2 separate regions of the Homo sapiens genome follow, and region 1 is linked to region 2. Evidence: read pairs that join two places in POLR2A ChIA-PET (ENCODE). Cell type or tissue: Caco-2. All regions are shown on one strand. Links, peaks and the distances in the headings refer to the core of each region. The heading gives the core; the rest is flanking DNA. Region 1 overlaps ATP6V0E1 (ATPase H+ transporting V0 subunit e1). Region 2 has its middle 5.8 kb from the start of DUSP1.

Region 1 (2,815 bases), core at 307-2,806, 260 kb after region 2:
TTCTGTTTTGCCACAACCTGAATTTTGCCAATTTAATTTCCCCTTAAATATATATATTTTATATATATGTTTATACGTACGTGTGGGTTTTTGTTTTTGTTTTTGTTTTAATAGATGGGGGTCTCACTCTGTTACCCAAGCTGGTCTTGATCTCCTGGCCTCAAGCGATCCTCCCACCTTGGCTTCTCGAAGTGCTGGGATTACAGGCATGAGCCAATGTGCCTGGCAATAATACCAATTTTTTTTAACCTGCCTTTTTCATCAAGTTCTGTTTTCTACTCTTTATTTCAACTGTAGTGAGTGTTAGGTAAGGCTGTTGATTGGGGTTCAAAGCTGAGAACTTCAGGCCTCAGTTGGTTCTAGTTCCAGCATTGCTTTTCACTTAACTTCTCTGAGTTTCATTTCCTTCCATGATAATGAGAGAATTGGGCCCTTTGACACTAAATAACACTGGGTGGGTGGATCTGAAGACATTTTATCTGCTTATTCTTTTCACTCTTATGTCTCTGTCAACCGGATTGACAGATTCCTCATGTTTTCACTCTGGTCCACAGCACACACTCGGGCTCCTTGAAACCCTTATACTAAAGTTGGTTCTTTTAAAAGCAAAATGCCAGGAAGTAGGAGGGCAAGCCGGGCGATCCCTAATTATGAACATCGTGTCATGCCTATTCTGCATTTAACAGAATTATAGTGGTATCGTAACCTAAGACTTTGGAGTTAACACATCAAGAGATCTAATCTCTGCCTAGCGTTAGAACAGACAGACTTAAGACAGGCTGACTTCACTTTTTGGATGGTAAAGTCAAAGGATTGAGTTTTGTTTAACCTTTTGAATTTTGAACTTTTACCTAATGGTGAGATGATAAAGGAGTTTAGAAGGTAGATTTGGGTCTGACCTCACCTGATAAGGAAAAATGTTTGGTTTAGTACATGATTCCTTTTAAGAGGCCAGATTTGGAAAGTAGGTGTAAGCCAGACATGGTATTCAACAGAGAAAAATGAGGACCAGTTATGAAAGCTTTAGAATAATTTTATATAGATGAAATGGAATCAATCCAAAGAACACACCGTTAAATACATAGCCGATCTTTTGCTGCTTTAATCAAGGTAACTGTCATGATTTCTTTCCTGAATTGAAGAACCGAACCACAGCCTGATGAGAGGCTGAGTTACAGCACGTTATGTTTATTGGCTGCAAATAAACGTGTCCAGTACTCCTAAGAGCAGTGCTCACTCCATCCTTGGCTTTGCCAGCCTCGTCTGCTTCCCTTAGATTCCTGAGTGTGACTTCCTAAGATGTATGTGGGACTCTAATGTCAAGGTTGCTGTTTTTGTTGATGTTCACTTTCCTACAGCCTTGTGGGGTGTGCTGCTACCATGGAATCTCCTTGGAGGGGTGGCTTCGGCTTCAGATCCAGCATCCTGGAAGTTACTTGGTTTAGCAAGGCATTGTTGCCTGGTAGATGATCTGATATGGTTGACCACAGTCTGAAGGCATAGAAATGCTGTTTTATTATAAAGTCCGGGCCAGGAAAGAAATAGAGGATATTGATAATTAGGCCTCTGCCCTGTGGGAGCTGTTTTTCTATGCATTCCTAAAATACTTGAGTGCTTGTGAGGTGTATAGTACTGAAGTAGGGGAAGACTGGGCTCCAAAGGGGTTTGTGATCTGTTGGGGTGTTGAATTAAGCCATACTTGGGAGAAGTTCAATAGTGCAAGGTGTCGTGTGGTTAAAAAGTAAATCTTTTACTCCGAGTACTCTGGCTGGGTATTCTGCTGCCATTTCAGGTTCAGCCATGTCTCCATTTCAGTTCCCAATATCATAGTTTTCCTTGTCAGGGTCAGAACCTGTCGCGTCACTTTTTTCTCCTCTTCCTCAAATCCATTTGCTCTCATTATGTCTCTTGTGTCCGCCTTTCCTTTCCATTCCTCCTTCAGGCACCCTGATTTCTGCCCCAACTTACTACAGCTCTGAATTATGGCAGGTGCTCCTCATCTGGTCTCCCTGGCTCTACCGTCATCTATCTACAGAATACCACCCTGTTTATCTTCCTGGTGTAGCACTTCCTGAAATAGATCAGCTTGCCTCAGAAACTGTCAGTAGTTCTCTGGGGCCTGCAGCAGGATTTTTTGTTTTGTTTTGTTTTGCTTTTCTGTTTTGTTTTGTTTAACCTAAGGTCTCTGATTGTAGAGAGTACATGCCCCTTGAAATGCGATATAAAATGTTATAAGCACACAACTTTTGCCGGGTCACCAGCGGTCCCATGAGCCACAACAGATAAGAACGGCTAACCTGCAGGTCATGTCCAGCTCTGACTTGACTGTCAAGGCCTTCCCTCCCCAGTCTGCCTTCCTTCTCACTACTTTCCCCTCCAGGCCCTAGTGGTGTGGGCCCTTGTTCTTGACCTCATTAGCTTTACTTGGTTTTTCCTGACTCTCACTACCCTATTACATTCATTAATTTAGAAAACAACTTAGTAAATACACTCTCCCGTGAAAATTCCTTCTGCTTTCTTGCCTCAGTTCACCCATTCTCTCTTAATTCTTTCTGATGCTTTCTCTTTCAGTGCCCAGCTGGCAAATCCTAGCACTTCCTTCCTTGGCTACTTTGTTTCAAAGTGATTTCTTTTCTTTCTGAACATATTTAGCTCTCCAGTTTTTGCCATTCATTTGGTACATTGCCTTGAATTGTTAAATACATGCTTAACTCCTTGTATTTAATCTCCTACAATATATAGCCTTACATATCATAGTAAAGAAGGAATTATTTTGCAAATTTATCTAAAATTTTTAAACAGATAAAAATTAAGC
Region 2 (2,815 bases), core at 265-2,764:
TCTTCTTACACATGAGGGTACGAGGCCCCGAAAGGGGAAGCAGCTTGCCCCAGGTTAGTGGAGCAGGGCTAGATGGGCTTAGAACAGAGGCCACTGCTCCAAAGCTCTGATGGCCTAGAGTAAAGCGTTGTCTGATGCGCGCCCAGGGTGTCACTTTGGTGAGGCAGCCCACTTTTGTGGGCGCTCAAGCACGAGCGCCCCTCCGGAGCGCTCCAGAGCCACTCCGGAGGGGCGCTCATGCTTGAGGGACAGAATAGGGAGCAGCTGAGTCACAAGAGAATATTACTGGGCCGTATTACAGATTGGGAAAACAGAGGTTAAAGAGTTTGATAGCAGGCCGGGCGCCGTGGCTCATGCCTGTAATCCTAGTACTTTAGGAGGCCCAGGCGGGTGGATCACAAGGTCAGGAGATCGAGACCATCCTGGCCAACCTGGTGAAACCCTGTCTCTACTAAAAATACAAAAATTAGCTGGGCGTGGTGGTGCGTGCCTGTAATCCCAGCTACTCAGGAGGCTGAGTCAGGAGAATCGCTTGAACCAGGGAGTCGGAGGTTGCAGTGAGCTGAGATTGCGCCACTGCACTCCAGCCTAGCGGCAGAGCAAGCGTCCATCTCAAAAAAAAAAAAAAAAAAGAGTTTGATAGCTTACACACCACTAACAGGTGGCAGAGTCAGGACTTGAACGCAGGTCTAGCCAACTCCAATTCACACGCTGTATCCACTGGTCCACAAACATACCTCTCAAACATCAGGTCTTTGCTGCTCTCCTGGCCTTGGAGCCCTCTTTCCAGTTCACCTCTCAAATGGGCAACTGGGTTATATCATTCAGGTCTTAGTTTATCCTGCCTTCATAGCCTTCATCCTTATCTTATTTTGTGATTATCTTATTTCTATAACCCACCCATATATAGTGCCATGAGACGGCAAGTGACAAAGTAAAATTACTTTTGCTGTTTAGCGAAAATAGCAAAAGTAATTTTAGCTACTTATAAGTAGGAATTTTGTCTTGCACCAAAGTATCCCCTGAGACTATACTTATCAATATTTGTTGAACACATGAATGAATGAATGAATGAACGAATGAGTGAATGAATGCGTGGGCCTCCTGCCTAGCTTTAAAAGCCACATTCAAGGAAAAGGTGGCTATGAGCTTATCTTCCTTGGCAGAGCAGTTTTGTCCACTGTGGCGCTAGCAGAGAGCACACCCTTTGTTCTCCACGGGGTGGAAGACACCTCCTCGGTGGGCAGAGGGGAGCAGGGCTGCTGGTCTGCACCTACAGGCTGTTCTCAAACAGGCTCACCCCGCAGAGCTCTGGAAACGAGGTGAGCAGCCCTCCCACCTGCTCTCCAGAAAGCAACCTGCAGAGAAAAACAGCCCGGGTTGACCTGGATCCACCCGGCGGGCGCGGGGAGGGGCCGCAGCGGCATTGTTTGCCTCTGTGTATGGCAACCAGAAACCACGGCAGCCAGCACTTCTCAGAGGCACCCCGCCCCCCTTTATTTTAATCTCCTAAACTGATTTGTCAGCAGCAGGAAGTGACATGACAGCTTTCCTCACAAAAGGGAAACTCCTCCGCGTTACCATGGGGATGGAGGCCACTGTAGGATCACAGATTTATATAATCTTAAAGGTGTACACACAATGATGTCATCCTCTGACGGGCCAGGGGAGGGAGGGAAAGGGACGCCAGAGGCTGCAAGTCCAAAGCAAATTAGCTACGATTTGCAAAATTCCAAGGAGAGGATGCGGTGGAGGTGGGGGAGGGGGAGTGTTAGAGGTATTATAATGAAATAATGGGTGCCTGGAAACCACAGAAAAGCATAATGTATGCATTGATGCATTTTCTACATCCCAGAATTAGAGAGATGGGAAGAACAGTACTCAGATCCAGTGCAAATTGGTCATTTTACGGGGTGGGAAAACTGAGCCAGAAGAACTGCCAGAAGCCATTAGGACAGAGACAAGGGGATGGAAACATTTCTCCACGGCCCACTGTGTGCCAGGCACTTTACATTCATCAGCCCATGTCTTTCTCACAAGTGAGCCTCAGTTTTGTCCTCTGTAAAATGGGTATTGCTGTCAAAGGTTACTTAACCTTAGCAGTACCTGGCACACAGTGCTCACTCTAAAACTGGCAACCATCATTGCCACATTATCAGTATTAAAAGTCTTATTTCAATCTCTTCCTGGGAAACACATTAATAGACTTTAAGTATCTTTCATCACGAGGTATTAATTTTTTCCCAAGGAAAGCAGTCTGAGGCCAAATATGAGATTTTTCTGGAGGGTCTGAACACAGTGACTCCGGTACATGGGGATCAGGGGTCATCATTCCTGGCTCTCAGGGCTGGCATGAGGCAGAGTGGCTTGAGCCGGGAGAAGTGAGTGACTTGTTTTCACTGGCGGCTCCCTTAGGCAGCCGCTGTATTTTTCCACTGCGTGGATCACACTGGAGATTAATTTTGGTTCAGCCAGTGCCTGCCAAGCAGAAAGCGAAGGCCCTAGCCCACGGGGAAGTCAGCCATGGCATCTGTCACAGACTCGATGTCGCTGGTACATTTCCACGGAGAGAGATATTTACAATAGTAAATTTCTAGGCTTTGATAAAAACACTGGGTACGATTTGTTTTGATAGGCATGAACATACTTGTAATCGGAAACCCAGCTGAGGAAATGAGCTTGCCAGCCCAGGGTAAGTTCTTAGAACTTAGAACACAGGGATCTTTCAGACCCTGGGAGTCAAGTGGCAGACAGTGAGCCACAGGGGCAAAGTCAAGGACACTGATTCTGCGTAAAGACCTTGAACAACAGGACA

The links. ChIA-PET counts read pairs that join two places held together with the same protein. Peaks named below come from ENCODE experiments on the same cell type or tissue, not always from the same donor. Only the 100,000 strongest peaks of a DNase experiment are listed, where the experiment ranks them.
Region 1: POLR2A ChIA-PET joins it to region 2 with 5 read pairs; 6 of 35 experiments call an interaction of 5 or more read pairs at or near these places.

What each region holds. Positions count from the first base shown.
Region 1 is chr5:173,027,526-173,030,340 of GRCh38, forward strand. The region is part of intron 3 of ATP6V0E1 (ATPase H+ transporting V0 subunit e1); the gene reads left to right. Among named protein-coding and RNA genes, the nearest start is that of SNORA74B, 8.2 kb to the left of the region's middle. In Caco-2, for the core only: no CTCF peak of the experiment used is centred there; no DNase peak of the experiment used is centred there.
Region 2 is chr5:172,763,942-172,766,756 of GRCh38, forward strand. No RefSeq gene overlaps it. Among named protein-coding and RNA genes, the nearest start is that of DUSP1, 5.8 kb to the right of the region's middle. RefSeq lists an enhancer at 1,473-1,692. In Caco-2, for the core only: no CTCF peak of the experiment used is centred there; a DNase peak (open chromatin) is centred at 1,560; H3K4me3 peaks cover 1,128 bases.